2 separate regions of the Homo sapiens genome follow, and region 1 is linked to region 2. A link is a loop called in an ENCODE intact Hi-C map of the cell type or tissue named here. Cell type or tissue: PC-3. All regions are shown on one strand. Links, peaks and the distances in the headings refer to the core of each region. The heading gives the core; the rest is flanking DNA.

Evidence for each region. A loop is a pair of places that touch in the nucleus more often than their neighbours do. Peaks named below come from ENCODE experiments on the same cell type or tissue, not always from the same donor. Only the 100,000 strongest peaks of a DNase experiment are listed, where the experiment ranks them.
Region 1: a loop joins it to region 2, with 4 times the contacts of the local background. A loop is called at or near these places in 54 of 110 quality-filtered maps.

The regions. Positions count from the first base shown.
Region 1 is chr2:10,664,784-10,673,529 of GRCh38, reverse strand. It overlaps NOL10 (nucleolar protein 10), which reads left to right. Exons shown (of 21, transcript NM_024894.4): 5 at 1-10; 6 at 1,840-1,976; 7 at 4,807-4,872; 8 at 6,252-6,312. Among named protein-coding and RNA genes, the nearest start is that of NOL10, 21 kb to the left of the region's middle. In PC-3, for the core only: a CTCF peak has its summit at 4,931 (motif pointing right); a DNase peak (open chromatin) is centred at 4,909.
Region 2 is chr2:10,450,964-10,458,001 of GRCh38, reverse strand. It overlaps ODC1-DT (ODC1 divergent transcript), which reads right to left. Exons shown (of 5, transcript NR_110597.1): 3 at 5,533-5,721; 4 at 3,944-4,133; 5 at 2,450-2,579. Among named protein-coding and RNA genes, the nearest start is that of ODC1-DT, 4.8 kb to the right of the region's middle. In PC-3, for the core only: no CTCF peak of the experiment used is centred there; a DNase peak (open chromatin) is centred at 5,461; H3K27ac peaks cover 2,294 bases.

The DNA of each region.
Region 1 (8,746 bases), core at 3,662-6,161, 220 kb before region 2:
CTACTCAAAGGTATGTTTTATAGCATTGGTTTGTACTGACTAGACCCAAGAAATGAGTGAGTGGAATTTATTTTAATGATAAGCAGTTTTATAATATTTTTATTGTTAAACTAAAATGGCTGTGTAGTTCTATTGTTAAACAAAAATGGCTGTGTAGTAAAATGTAACCCATCATTTTTTATTAATATTAATACAGTGATACGGATAGCCTTTGGCCAATCTAATATCAAAGGTAATTTTTCATATCGTATATGAAACCTTATTTGTATTTTTAAGAATTGGCAGCAGTCATCTTTTATATCATCCTGTATTCTAGATTTGTGATTCTGATTATTACGTTTAACCTAGATTTATTTGCCAGGTTGCTTTCATTTTCTTATTTATATGTGAAATGTAAACTAGCAGGGTTGTGTGTTTAATTTTTTTTTAACTTTGCAAATGGTTGTGGTATATTCTGAAACAGTTCAAAATATAGCTAAGTAGATTTATTTCTCTTTTTTGGTGCCATTAGTCCATCTTTCAACTCTTTTTTTTTGGAGACAGGGCCTTGCTCTGTCACCCAGGCCGGAGGGGCAGTGGCGTAATTTCAGCTCATTGCAGCATCAGCCTCCCGAGTTCAAGTGATTCTCCTGCCTCTGCCTCCTGAGTAGCTGGAACTACAGGCATGTGCTTCCACACCTGGCTAATTTTTGTGTTTTTAGTGGAGATATGGTTTTACCAGGTTGGCCAGGCTGGTCTCAAACTCTTGACCTCAAGTGATCCACCTGACTTGGCCTCCCAAAGTGTTGGGATTACAGGCGTGAGCAACTGCCCCCGACCCATCTTTCAACTCTTATAATCACTTTCAACAATTATAAAATTGTCAGTAAACTCTTGAATTTAAAATGAAACATTTTTAGTGATGTCAAATGGCATCTTGAAAGAAAATTGAATTTTCTTAGCTGACATGGCTTTATATTTTCAGTTTTGGAAACTATGGGGTACAGCTTATCCTTTTGTCTATGGTATCATTTATCATACGTTTTGGAACATGTCATTTTAGAATGTATTTTCTCTAAATACTGACAAATTTGCCTTTAAATACCATCTGTTGATGTTTAAGATACCCCTTTAGTACACTAAAGTCAAATGTATACAAGGAGTTTATCATAACTTGTGTGATAATGGTGGGATTATTATTATTTTTTGTTTTTTATTTTTTGAGACAAGAGTTTCACTCTTGTTGCCCAGGCTGGAGTTCAACGGCACAATCTCGGCTCACTGCATCCTCCGGCTCCTGGGTTCAAGCGATTTTCCTGCCTCAGCCTCCTGAGTAGCTGGGATTACAGGCATGCGCCACCATGCCCAGCTAATTTTGTGTTTTTAGTAGAGATGGGGTTTCTCCATGTTGGTCAGGCTGGTCTCAAGCTCCCTACCTCAGGTGACCCACCCGCCTTGTCCTCCCAAAGTGCTGGGATTACAGGTGTGAGCCACCATGCCCGGCCAGGATTATTTAAATGTGTTCCCAAGTGAAAGAGGGAACTGATCATTGAGGGTACCATGAGAGTGCTCTATGTTATGACATGCTGGTGCCATGTAAATGAAGGGCGTTTGTTTCAAGTCTTTAATTAGTATGTAAGGTTTGCAGAAAAGCTATCAGGATACAGGAAGGCATTAAGGAGCCGATGGAGTGTTTTCATTCTTAATCCCAGTGGAGTGTGTGTGCATGGACATGTGTGTTTAGATACAGAAAGTGAGAGAGAGGTAAGGGTTTTCCTTGGTTTGCCAGTTTTTTAGCGATAATGAAGTAAACACCTAACTAGAAACCTAAGCAAACTAATTTTTTTGTTTTATTTTCAGATTGTCTTCTTACATAATGATAGATACATTGAATTTCATTCGCAATCAGGTTTTTACTACAAAACCAGAATACCAAAGTTTGGGAGAGATTTCTCTTACCACTATCCATCCTGTGACTTGTACTTTGTTGGTGCAAGGTATTGGATCCAGTCCCTTTTTCTCCTTTTCACCTCCTAAAACAACCAACTTCTGTTCCTAAATTTCGTGTACATTTTCTCTGTTTAGGTAACTTGCTTTAATAAAAAAGTGATACGTGGCTCTTGTAAAAAAAAAAAAAAAAAGAAAAGAAAACACAGGATAGGCAAAAAATTCTATTTTCTACATATTGGTTTACTTATAAGTACCATATACTGTTTTAACAACTGTTGTTTTGCTTAATACAATATTTTCTAATGTTAAAAATATCTGTGATAGTTATGTGCCTCATTGGGAAATACTGATGGGAAGTGTGTGAGCCTTTTCAGTTTAGCCCGGTTGCCACAATTTATGAGACATAGTATTGTTTTATTTATCTGTTTATCTTCTAGACTTTTGTCTCGACCTTAAGTTTGCTTCATGTCAGTAATCAGTTTCTATCTGATCACTTTGTGATTAATAGGTCATATGTGGTTATGGACTCTAGTTTAAAAAAATTGGGAGAGGGTTTTATTGTTATTATTTTTGGTAATTTGATAGTTTGATTTAATTTGATTTGCATGAAATGACAAAAGCATTTAAAGCATCTTTCATTATGTAGTTGATGTCCTACATTAAACAGTCTACTAAATTCTGAACAAAAGTTTATTAGCAAGTTTTCAAAAATTTAAAAAACAGTTGTTTCAAAACCATTAAGTAGTAAATGTATTTAAGAAACTAATTAGGACAGATGTCATAACTTTAGAACACCACTACCTACCCATGTCTTTTTGTTTTGTTTTTTCTGTTTTTTTTGTTTGTTTGTTTCATTTTCTTTTTTTGAGAGGGAGTCTCACACTGTCACCCAGGCTGCAGTGCAGTGGTACGATCTTGGCTCACTGCAACCTCTGCCTCCCAGGTTCAAGTGATTCTCCAGCCCCAGCCTCCTGAGTAGCTGAGACTATGGGCGCCTGCCACCATGCCCAGCTAATTTTTGTATTTTTAGTAGAGGCGATGTTTCACCTTGTTGGCCAGGCTGGTCTCGAACTCCTGACCTCAGGTGATCCACCCACCTCGGCCTCCCAAAGTGCTGGGAGTACAGACATGAGCCACGGTGCCCGGCCCTGTTTTGTTTTGTTTTTAACAAAGCAATTAGTGTATCTTTTTGGCTATTAGTATTAGCAATTTATTTACAATATTTAACGAGATAAATTGTAGGCAAAAATTCAGTACAATTTCAATAGAAATATCCCTTTTTTTTCCCCTGAAAATACAGCAGTATTTGAAGGACTAATTTCTTTAAAGAAGAATAAGACATGATCTTTGCTTTTAAGTTGCTGAAAGTGAAGGTATAATTCCTACATGTGACTCATTTAGGAGTGATATCTTTGGCTTCTGTTAGTATGGTGCTAAATTTGGAGATAGACATGTATAATCTAGTTGATAAAGTCAGTTTCTTAGCCCTATTGCACAGTATTTCAAAACTTTTTATTCTAAGTACCTTTTTGGTTTTATTATTAGTTTTTTATAAAGATGGGGTCTCACTATGTTTCCCAGGCTGGTCTTGAATTCCTGGGCTCAAAAGATCCTCTTGCTTTGGCCTCACAAAATGTTGGGATTACAGGTGTGAGCTACTGTACCTGGCCTTTATTATTATTATTATCATTATTATTATTATTATTATTTGAGATGGAGTCTCGCTCTGTCGCCAGGCTGGAGTGCAGTGGTGCAATCTCCACTCACTGTAACCTCCACCTCCCAGGTTCAAGCGATTCTCCTGCCCCATCCTCCCGAGTAGCTGGGATTACAGGCATGCGCCGCCACGCCCAGGTAATTTTTGTATTTTTAGTAGAGACAGGGTTTCACCATATTGGCAAGGATGGTCTCGGTCTCTTGACCTCGTGATCCGCCCACCTCAGCCTCCCAAAGTGTTGGGATTACAGGCGTGAGCCACCGCTGCCCAGCCCTGTGTTATTTTTATGGTCATCAAAAAGGTAGCATTTGACCAGGTATTTGACTGGTGGCTATTATGTTTGTGTGTGTGTGTGTGTGTGTGTGTGTGTATATATGTGTGTGTGTATGTGTGTGTGTGTGTATATATATATATATAAAAAATAAAAATATATATATATATACAAATACATACCCATTTTAGAAAATTGGGAAAATATAGAAAAGAAAAAATTCAGGCTGGGCATGGTGGCTCATGCTTGTAATCCAGCACTTTGGGAGGCTGAGGTGGGCAGATCACCTGAGGTCAGGAGTTCAAGACCAGCCTGGCCAACATGGTGAAACCTCGCCTCTACTAAAAATACAAAAAAATAGTTTGAGACCAGCCTGGCCAACATGGTGAAACCCTGTCTCTACTAAAAATACAAAAAATTAGCCGGGTGTAGTGAGTGGCGCCCGTGAGCTGAGATTGCGCTATTGCACTCCAGCCTGGGCAATAAGAGCAAAACCCCATATCAAAAACAAAAAAACAAAAAAAAAGAAAAAATTCAGCCATAATTACACCACCCAGAGAGGATCCTTATTATATTTCCTTCTAGTCCTTTCTTATATACATATGTAGATACATTACATATACTTTTGGATCTTGTATTCTCCATCTTATTTGTAAATAGTATTCTACGTAATGACTTCATATTTCCTTGGCACATGAATGGTTTAAATCACTTTTATACATGAACAAATTCATAAAGTGGATATTTTTCAGATTTAGAATACGTTTTTGTATCAGTGTTACAAAAGGAAGTGGTGGCTTATGAGTAATATATATATTTATAAAATTTATATTTACTTAAAGTTTCATTGTAGTTTAGCAGGTTTTTAACTTTCTTTATTACTTTACAGTTCTGAAGTTTATAGGTTAAACTTAGAACAAGGACGATACCTGAATCCTCTACAAACTGATGCTGCGTGAGTAGTTTTAGTAATTCTGCTATATACATTTTGACCAGGAGGTGGAGCCAGATGCTCAGTTTGTTAACAAGTAACATAAACTATTGCAATTAAGCAAAACTCCCAGCAACTTAGTTAAAAAGTACTGTTGAATTTATTCTCAGACAAAAAATTCACTGAAAGATCTGGTGATTACTTTAAAAATTAAATGAAAGCTTTTTTTCATCTACTCAACTTTAAGTCAGTTAAAAATACTCAGTTTATTATTATTACTTGTAGTGTTCTTTAAATTTACATTCATGGTTTTGTTTTGTGATATTTTCTCCTGTGGAGAACTTTTGAATTAATTTGGAGTGCCATTTTTAAATTTTTATGCTCTGCTAGCGGACATTTAAGGTTTTTAAAGGTTTCCTTTTATCATACATTATAGTCTACACATATGTACTATGCAGCAAAAATTTTTAGGAATGAATCCATCATCATCATCATCACAACAAATAATAGTGATAAACACAGTAGGAAAGCACTTTGTGCCAGGTGTTATTCAGTCATTTTACCTTTATTATCTCATTTTAAACTTAGAACAGATTTTTGTGGTAAGTACCATTTTACAGATAGGGCAGCTGAGGCTCAGAGAGGTAAGTAGTTTGCCCAAGGCCACACAACTAGTCAAGGGTGGAAGCTGGATTACTTCTCATTGTGTATATGAAGAGCTTGCTGAATTTCTCGTATTGCTTTGAGAGGATTTTTAAAGGTTAGGTGAACATGTTGTGATAAGAACCAAATAAACTCTAATTTTTTTTTATTTCACATTGGGTAGAAATGCTTTTATTTTTATTAAAAAAAAAACTTGTAGTAGTAACTTCACAAATGCATTATATTGAGTGTCCTCTGTACCCCAGATACTGCTGAACGCTTTGCAGTCTTTTTCATTTAATCCCCATAACAACCCCCCGAGGTAGGTGAAATATCCATTTTACAGAGAAAGAAAATGAGACTTAGAATGATGTACCCAGGACAAGCCTGTCAAGGCTCAGGATTGTCATGGTGATAGCGTGTGTTCTTTTAAGAATGTTACCTGCCTTGGAAGAAAATACCTTGAAAAATAGAGTGACCCTTTCTTCTCATGGTAGTGGAATAGTATTTCAGAAGGAAGTCCCTCCTTGTTTGTCACCTAGCAGGTAGAGTGTCACCCTGGGGATCAGAAACTCCAGTGACTGAGCCAAGCACTTAACCCTTTCATACCTTGGTGTTTTCCATTTGCAGATTAGTAAGAGAGAATCTGTGTGTCTTCTTTCTACTCAGAATTTGGGTTGACTGTTTATTTATTTAATATTCCTTCCCCACTAAAGTAGGTGCTAACTAATTCATTCTTTCTTACTGCTTTCCTGTGTTAGGGAGAATAATGTTTGTGACATAAATTCAGTGCATGGCTTGTTTGCCACAGGAACCATAGAGGTAAGCATATGTTGACTTTATTTTTTAGAATATTTGTTTTATATTTGATTGGAATTTTTATTTAAAGACTGAGTTGCTTGATTCCTTAGAGCAGGATGATAATGAGGTGATAGCTTGAACATCCTGTAGAGTAACATTCAGTAAATATTGAGATGAATGTACACAACATTTTTCTTTTAAATGATAATATCTTTGAATCAATGTCCTTCACACTTACCAATAGTTTTTTGTAGATTTGCATTTTTCACTTAAAATAATGATAAATACTCATAGTTTTAAAAAATGCAAATATGTCAGAAGCATGTAATTTTAAAAAGTGCCCTTTTATACCTTCCAGTCACCAAATCCTACACCCCAGAGGTAACACTTGAATGGTTTGGAGTAGTATCCTTTCAAATTTTTTTTCCTAAGTGCTATATGCCAATATGCATATGTGTACATACATATTTTTTAAAGTGGTTTACCAAACTGAAATTGTATTCTACTGTAGTTCTCCATTTGCTTTTTTTTTTTTAGACATAACAGTATATAATATACATCTTATTGGTACTTATAATTACTTACGATGCTAAACTAATTTTAAAAAAATTTACAGGCCAGGCGCAGTGGCTCACTAATCCTAGCACTTTGGGAGGCCAAGGCAGGCAGATTACTTGAGATCAGGAGTTTGAGACCAGCCTGGCCAATATGGCGAAACACCGTCTCTACTAAAAATACAAAAATTAGCCGGGTGTGGTGGCACACACCTGTAATCCCAGCTATTTGGGAGGCTGAGGCAGGGGGGCGGAGGTTGCAGTGAATGAAGATTGGGCCACTGCACTCCCGCCTGGGTGACAGAGCGAGACTCCGTCTCAAAAAAAAAAATGATAGTTTACAGATAGCATTCTGTTGTTTGTACTATAATTTATTAAACCAGTTTCATATGGATGGAATTAATGGTTTTTTTTTTACTCAAATTATTTTTATGTTGAGAGATTAATGCAGCCACAAAAAAGAATGAAAGAATGTTCTTTGCAGCAACATGGATGCAGCTGGAGGCTGTTACCCTAAGTGAATTAAGACAGGAACAGAAAACCAAATACTGCGTGTTCTCACTTATGAGTGGGAGCTAACCGTTGGGTACTCATGACCATAAAGATGACAACACTAGACACTGGGGATTACTGGATGGGGAAGGGAGGGAGGGAGGCAAGGGTTGAAAACTAACTGTTGGCTACCATGCTCACTGCCTGGGTGACGGGATCAGTCACACTGCAAACCTCAGCATTATGCAATATACCAGTGTAACAAACCTGCACGTACCCCCAGAGTCTAACAAAGAAGTTGAAGTTGTATTTTAAAAAAAGATTAATATTTGAAATGGGACACTAAGTTTGATCTGACAGATATTATGTAAAACTATGTTGAATGTGTTTGAATACTGTTATGTCTAAATCAAGCTTTCTCTTGGTAGTCAGGTTACTTGAGATTACCAAGGGGAAGTTTTACAAGAGTTTCCCTGAGAAAATAGTTTTTAGGGTCCTTACAGGGCAGTCTAGGCTAGACACCAGGCAATGTGCTAAGAGAAGTTATGTATTAGAACGTGCTGCTCTTCCAGCAGCTGGTTTAAGACCAGCCTAGGACATGTTGAAGGGATAGGAGGTAGGGATGCTCAAAGACTGGGCTTCCGGAAATTCCTTGATTATTAGCAGCTTGCAGTTTCATAAGCATAGTCAGATCAGGCTTAACAAATTCATTTTACATTGATTTTCATATTACATCTCAGATTTTAGTTTCTTCTTTAGTTCTTAGTTATCATAATATTGTCAAACTAAATGTTTGCATTTTGTGCTTTTTGAAGTGCCTAAGAGGGGAGGTTTGGCAATGGAAATATTCAAATTTAGGTAATAGAAAATCAGTGTGCTTAAAAATACATTTTGTATTTACACTGGAAGTTATCTGCATACCCATTTTGTGTTTTTGGAATGCAACTTTTCTTTTTTATGTCCATAAAATTTATTAACTCATTTTGAGAAGACATAGAAGACTAGACCATTTGGAATTACCTGCTGTAGTTTAAAAAGGTTTCCCTTCGATTATTCATCTTTGCAACATACCTACTTGTAATAATATTAAAAGATTAATGAGGTCAGAACCTCCTAAGTATATTGAAGGGTTTGCTTTTAAGGTAGTTAATATATTAAACAATCTTAAAACATCTTTGTTTATGTTTTTGTTTTATCATTACAAAATCAAATGATAGACAAGAACACAAAGTGAAAAGTGTAATTCCCTTCCACCCTGTCCTATTCCTGTTTCCTTAGGTAAATACTGTTAATAATTTGCTGTGTATCCTCTCAGGTTTTTCTGTTTGCACAAGCATTTTTTTAAAAACACAAATGTTGGCTGGGTGTGGTGGCTCACGTCCGTCATCCCAGCTCTTTGGAAGTGCGAG
Region 2 (7,038 bases), core at 4,211-6,710:
GAAAGTGTCCAAAGTTTTTTCAGTCCTTCAGCTGGCGGGCCAACTTGTTCCGGTTCACCCAGGACTTTTCTGATTTTAGCACTGAAAGTCCCAGACCAACAACTGACCACCTCACCTTTGCGCCCAAAACAGGAGCAAGACATATCTCCAACTCTCATGACATTTGCAAGAAACAGTACCACTGTGATTGTGAAGGCAAAGAGGCAGCATTTAACCAGTTAAATTCCATCATTACACATGGGATTTTGGTGTTGAAAATTTAAACAGTGAAAATGTTAACTGCAAGATGGAATATTTTTGTTTGATACATGCAAACAAAATTTATTGTTTTAATTTATACACAAAATGTTTAACTTAGTTTGAATAATATCTTTAAAATTGAAGTTTCTTCTTTTAAAATTTTTTGTTTTACACCTGAAGAACACAACAGGAAAATCATGACTGCCTATTTTTACACAGGTTATCACAGAAAGTAATCCTATTGTATTGCGATGGTTCATACTGAGTGTCAACTTGATTGAACTGACAGTATTGATCCTGGGTGTGTCTGTGAGGGTGTTGCCAAAAGAGATTAACATTTGAGTCAGTGGGCTGGGGAAGGCAGATCCACCCTTAATCTGGTGGGCACCACCTAATCAGCTGCCAGCGGATATAAAGCAGGCAGAAAAACATGAAAAGGAGAGTCAGGCCTGGCCTCCCAGCTTCCATCTTTCTCCTGTGCTGGATGCTTCCTGGACTCGAACATCAGACTCCAAGTTCTTCAGTTTTGGGACTTGAACTGGCTCTCCTTGCTCCTCAGCCTGCAGACGACCTATTGCAGGACCTTGTGATTGTGTAAGTTAATACTTAATAAACTCCCCTTTATATAAATCTATAGAGAGAGAGATATCCTATTAGTTCTGTCCCTCTAGAGAACCCTGACTAATACATATACCAAGGAAGGGATGTCAAGAAAAATTAACTGTTTCAGGGGTCAAATACAGTAGCCACAGCCTTGGTGCTGTGCGTAAATAATCTCATTTAATTCCCGTGAGGTGGCTTCTATTATTTTCTCCATTGAGAGATGAAGAAACTGAGATTCAGGGAAATTAATTAACCTGCCTATGAGAGGCTGGGATTCAAATCCATGTGCTCCGTCTCCAGGGCCTGCCCTCTTGACATATTAAAACCCAGACATACCCAACCCCAAAGCTGGGCTCTTCCAGACAGAACTTCTTGCTAGGCTATGAGGGTCCTGGCTAAGAATTTCATTATAAAAATATTGTAGCTGCTTCTTTCAGTTGCATGGCTGCATAACAAATTACCCCAAAACTTAGTGGGGTTAACAACCATCTTTTATATGTCTGCTGGATTCTGGGGGTCAGGGACAATAGGTACTGGTTTGTCTGCTGGCTGATGTCTGTGAATGCAGCGCTCTTCAGGGACTGAGCTCTGGGGATTGCAGCCTTATAAGCGTCGCATGCTGCACTGAGCTTCTACAGTGAGCCCTGCACAAATCCATCTCCATTCTTCAAAACAACCTGGGGAGCCCTGGAGTGATCTCAGATTCAGCCCCAAGGTGGGTATCCTCTGCCATTCTCCTCTCCTTTCTTCTAGCAGTCCAGCCCTGCTTTTGTTCTGATAGTGGATGGTTCCCTAGGGCTGCTATAACACAGCACCACTGTGCTTAAACGACAGAAATCTATCATCTCACAGTTCCAGGGGCCAGAGGTCTGAGATCAAGGGGTTGGCGGGCTGGCTTCCCTCTGAGGGCAGCGAGCATCTGCGCTGTGCCTTCCCCGAGCTCCCAGTGACTTACTGGTTGTCTCTGAAGTTCCTCGGTGTGTAGAGGCATCACCCTTATCTCTGCCGCATTCACAAGGTGTTTTCCCTGTGCGTCTCCATCGTCCCCCATCTTTTTATGGCTCACTGCAGCCTCAAATTCCTGGACTCAAGCGATCCTCCCACCTCAGCCTCCTGAGTAGCTGGGACTACAGGCATGCACCACCACACTCGGCTAATTTTTTTGTTTTTAATTTTTTTTATAGATACCGGTCTCCCTATGTTACCCAAGCTGGTCTTGAACTCCTGCCCTCAAGCAATCCTCCTGCCTTGGCCTCTCGAGGCACTGGGATTATATGTGTGAGCCACTACACCCAGCCCCAAATTTCCCCTTTATATCAGGACACCAGCCCACCCTAACACCCTCATTTAACTTAATGACCTCCATAAAGACCCTATCTCCTAATAAATTCACGTTCTGCAATACTAGGGTTAGGACTCAACATACGGTCTCGGGGGCAGGGGACATAATGTAACCCATAACAGAGGGCATCTTCATGCTCTTCGTGGGAGGCCTGAACCCATTTCCACGCAAAAGAGTGGATCCTAGTGGGTTTAGTCAACCATGGAGGGATGGGGGAAGGCGAAGGGATCCGTGCATTCCTCCTGGGGAGCCGAGGGGAAGGATGCTGGTCAAACTGGTTTCTTAGATAAAAAGAGACATAGAGGAAGAGATGCTTCTCCCTCTGTCCACAAGCCTTCCTGGGGCAGCCTTCTTGGAACCATGAAGAGAGCTGGGCCAACACCTGGGCAAGGAACTGCAAAAACAGGAAAAGAATCCAGGTCTTCAACGTTGTTCTTGAGGCTCCGAATACATGAAACTGGAGACTCCCTTCCCCAAGCCACGTTGCTACGTGAGATGACTGCTTTTCCTTATTGCTTAAGCCAATGTGAAATGTCACCAGTGCTTACCAGAACTCTGGTTAGAAACTGTCCTACAAGAAGGCAGAAGGAAGACTCTGACGGGCCTACCGCCAAGGGGCCGAGCCTGCCCTTGCCCGCCCGCTCTCAGACCCATTCCCCACTCCCACTGTGCCTCTGCTGTTTCTCTGGTGGAGTGGACAGGGCTGGCCTTGGAAAATGACACTGACCGGGATCTCTTGTCAACAGGCTTCTGACTGGGAAGTGCTGGTGGGAGCCTGGAGGATGGGCGGAGGGGAGAGCTGGCTCCTGTCCCTCCTCTCTGTCTCCATCTCCCTCTCCCTCTCTTGGCTTCGCAGCCTCCCCAGCACTAGCTGCTTGCCCTTGGTGGTCAGTGGGTTTCTCTGGGACAGCCCACAGGTGGCTGCCACGCTGCTGGGGACCCTCGTCCCCTTTCATCCCCAGTCCTCTGGGTGATAGTGGCTTCCTGCAGCTGTAAGACATGTCATCTCTGTAACTAGTTCTCTTGCTAAATTCCCTCTGCTGAACTGCCTGCCTGGGCCCTGAGCCATACAGGGCATGGAATGCCAAAGGGAAACATTCTGTGCCCGCATGTGGAGGCCGACCTGCCTTCTACGATGGCGGGGCCCTGCTGTCAGCCAGGATTTGGATGGACTGATGGAGGCTGGAGCTGGGTGAAGTAGCAGCCCCTGGGGGTGAGAGGCTGCTCCCCAGAGTGACTCCTCCTCTGCTCTCCCCTTCACAGCCCTCAGTCCTCTCCCAGAGGAAAGCTGGGCTTGTGGGCGGGAGCCTCCCTTGGTGCCCACAGGTCTTATTCTTGCCCTGGGTGCTGCAGGCCCCTCCCTAACTCTCCCTGGCCCTGGACGAGCCTTTCCAAACCCAGGCCCCTGCTCCCTCGGCTGCGTCCACCTCCTTTGTCTGTGTGACCACTGTCCCAGGGACCAGAACCTAGAGAGCACAAGCCTGGGGGCAGCCTCCCCTCTGGACCATGAGCTCCTGGAGCACAGGGACCTCCTTGGCCTCCCCTCCTTCTCCCTGGCACCTGGCAGGGGCGCTGGCACAGAGCAAGTGCTCACAGCTGTTAGAACAGAGACAGGGAGCACTGCCCTCAGGGTACCCTACCCCTTGGAGGGCCCGCAAGGCTCGGTGTAGCAGACCCCAGCCACAGGCCCTTCGGATGGTCCCGCCTCTGACTTGGCAGGGACGCAGAGCTCACACTGCCCCTGGGCAGAGCACTCACCTTCCTGAAGACCCAGGTTGTGCAAGGGCCCTCCGCATGCTGCTCCCTGTCACGAGAGGAAAAAATCTTGCAGGCGCTGGGGCTTCCCAGAGGTGGGGCCCCACCAGGGTGAGGCTCTGGCAAAAATGGGGCAGTGGCAAAGCCCAGCAGAGGTGCTGCAACTTGTTGGGTCAGAGGGAGTCACCAGGCGCTTAGGAGAAAATAAAACAAAAGAGGCAGTTTCCTTAGGCACTGGGTAAAAGCGAGGCTTCTCTTGGCTCTTATCAATTCCCTGCTGGTCCCCAGGAACCCGGCCCAGCCACAGAGGGTCCTCCCTTGTCCTGCCTGCCACTTGCACACAGGTGGCACTCAGCAGACACGTATGGAATGAATCAACAAACAACTGACTAAAGGAAGAACACCCAGGGTCTTTTGTTCCCCTAATCTTAGATAGCACGTGGGGAGAAATTCTCCTGAGCTAATCACTCGTATAGCAACCACAAATGACCACTTTTCAGCACAGCCTCGCTTGCTTTCTTTTGTTCCCAATAGCCCACAGGTGCTACTAAACCCAGTTTCAACTTGACAATATTGAATGGCTTTGTGAGCCAGGAACCAGGCTAGAAACTGAACATATGGAGAGAAGAAAATCATGGTCCTGATTTCAAAGGGAGAGTTGCGGGGAGGGGAAGGCAGGATGGAGGCAGGAAACAAAGGTGCCCACACCACGTGACCCACGTTACGATGGCAGGGGCAGGGTCTGTGGAACATCAGTGGCTCAGGGAGCTGGAGTGGCAAAAGAGGCTGGGAGGGTGGGCAGGGCAGGCCTCAGAGGGTCCTGGGTGCCAGGCTAAGGTGTTTGGACTTTACTCTGTGGACCCAGGGCCACCAGTGAAGGGCTTGAAACAGACAAGCCAAGTAGGCAGATGGCAAAGCTTCTGTCCACGTGTCGGATGGCATGTCTGAATACTGACTCGGTACAGGCTTAATGGGACTCTGACTTCTGCCCACTGAAAAAGACAAGGAAGTGGGAAGCAAAATAATGATAAACATCACTTTCCCCATGAAAATGAACTCCTCCAGGCCGGGTGCGGCGGCTCACACCTGTAATCCCAACACTTTGGGAGGCTGAGACGGGCGGATCATTTGAGGTCGGGAATTTGAGACCAGCCTGGCCAACATGGCGAAAACCTGTCTCTACTAAAAATACAAAAAATTAGCCAGGAGTGGTGGTGCACGCCTGTAGTCCCAGCTACTCAGGAGGCTGAGGCATAAGAATAACTTGAACCCAGGAGGCAGAGGCTGCAGTGAGCCAAGATTGTGCCACTGCACCACTCCAGCCTGGGTGACAGAGTAAGACTGTGTCTCAAAAAAAAAAAAAAAAAGTACTCTTCCAAACTCTCAGCCTCCAGACAAGGGCCCCCTCTTCTCTGCAACTGTGTGTGCCCACTGACCTGCCCCCAGGGCCCTTCTGGGCTCCAGGAGGCCCTGGCCTAGTTCCTATTTGGCTCCTTTCCCAGCAGCTTCCCAGTGAGCCACACCAGGGCTGGGGCAAGGTAGGGCCGTGATGTAACACTTTATAAAACAAACATCCTGGGACTTCCACTTACACATGGGCGTCCTCTGCTTCCAGCAGATCCTTTTGGAGGAGCTCCACTTTTCTGATGATGCCACCATTGCTCAGAGGAAGGAAGGCCTCCCTGAAAGCTGCTTTCTATGCCTCAGGCACGCCATTTGGATTATGGGCAGAGATGGCACACTTTCCACCTTGGAGGGTGGATTGGATTTTTCGGAAACACCTAAAACCATTCAAAGGGCAAGGTTAAAGGACTGGTGAGTGACTGAGCTAAGGAAAACTATTTTTGGCCAAACATCCAGATGGGACTAGAGCATCTGTGACTAGTCCCCATTACCCAGGTGTCCTGAGTTAGGGCACCCTTGCCAGGGCAGAAGCTAACCTCCCAAAGTCCTCATGGGGCTGGAGGTCATGAGCCTCACTCCACAGTCCACTCTTCTATGCTTCTGGAAGAAGTTTGGTGAAGTAGAGTACAACCACGGACACGTAAGCAGCGCCCAAACCCATTTTCCAGAAAGCTCTCAATGTCAAACTTTCCAATACTGAGTAAATGGATACACAAATGCTTGCTGGTTATTGTCTTCTATGTGACCTACTTCTTTTTGATAAGGGTGAGGCCAGGCGCGGTGGCTCACGCCTATCATCCCAGCACTTTGGGAGGCCAAGGCAGGCAGATCACTTGAGGTCAGGAGTTTGAGACCAGCCTGGCCAACATGGTGAAACCCCATCTCTACTAAAAATAGAGAAATCAGCTGGATGTGGTGGTGGGCGCCTGGATTCCCAGCTACTCAGGAGGCTGAGGCAGGAGAATTGCTTGAAACTGGGAGGCAGAGGTTGCAGTGAGCCAGTATTGCGCCACTGCACTCCAGCCTGGGCAACAGAGCAAGCCTCTTGACTCAAATAATAATAATAATAATGATAAGGGTGACTGCTTAAGTCTGCAATCACTATATACCTTTATAAGCCTTTTCATGTAAGTTAGCAAAGAAGAAAAAAGATACTTCCTTCATCAGACATGTTTTTGGTTTTGGTTTAGAAAACTTGGTCAGTGGATTTATACAGAACTCTGTGAAATAAGTAGATTCTTAGAACATTAGAAGGAAAGAAGAACCTGAGCTTTCAGCCAGTCCAACCACCCCATTTTCAGAAAGGTAGTCTGGAACCCAGAGAGACAGAGTGATGTCCAAACTTTCATAATGAGCGGGGCAGAGCGGCGGGGGGGTGGTAAGGGGGCCCAAGGAATCCTAAGAAAATGGGAGTTGGTCCCAGAACTTAGGTGAGATGACTAAGCTCTTAGAAGCATGTCCAGTGTAGTATCTAATGTTTTTATTCACTCTTTTAGCACCACACATAGAAGTCTCATCTCTGGCCAGGCACAGTGGCTCACGCCTGTCATCCCAGCACTTTGGGAGGCCGAGGTGGGTGGATCACTTGAGGTCAGGAGTTTGAGATCAGCCTAGCCAACATGGCGAAACCCCATCTCTACTAAAAATGCAAAAATTAGCTGGGCACGGTGGTACATGCCCGTAATCCCAGCTAC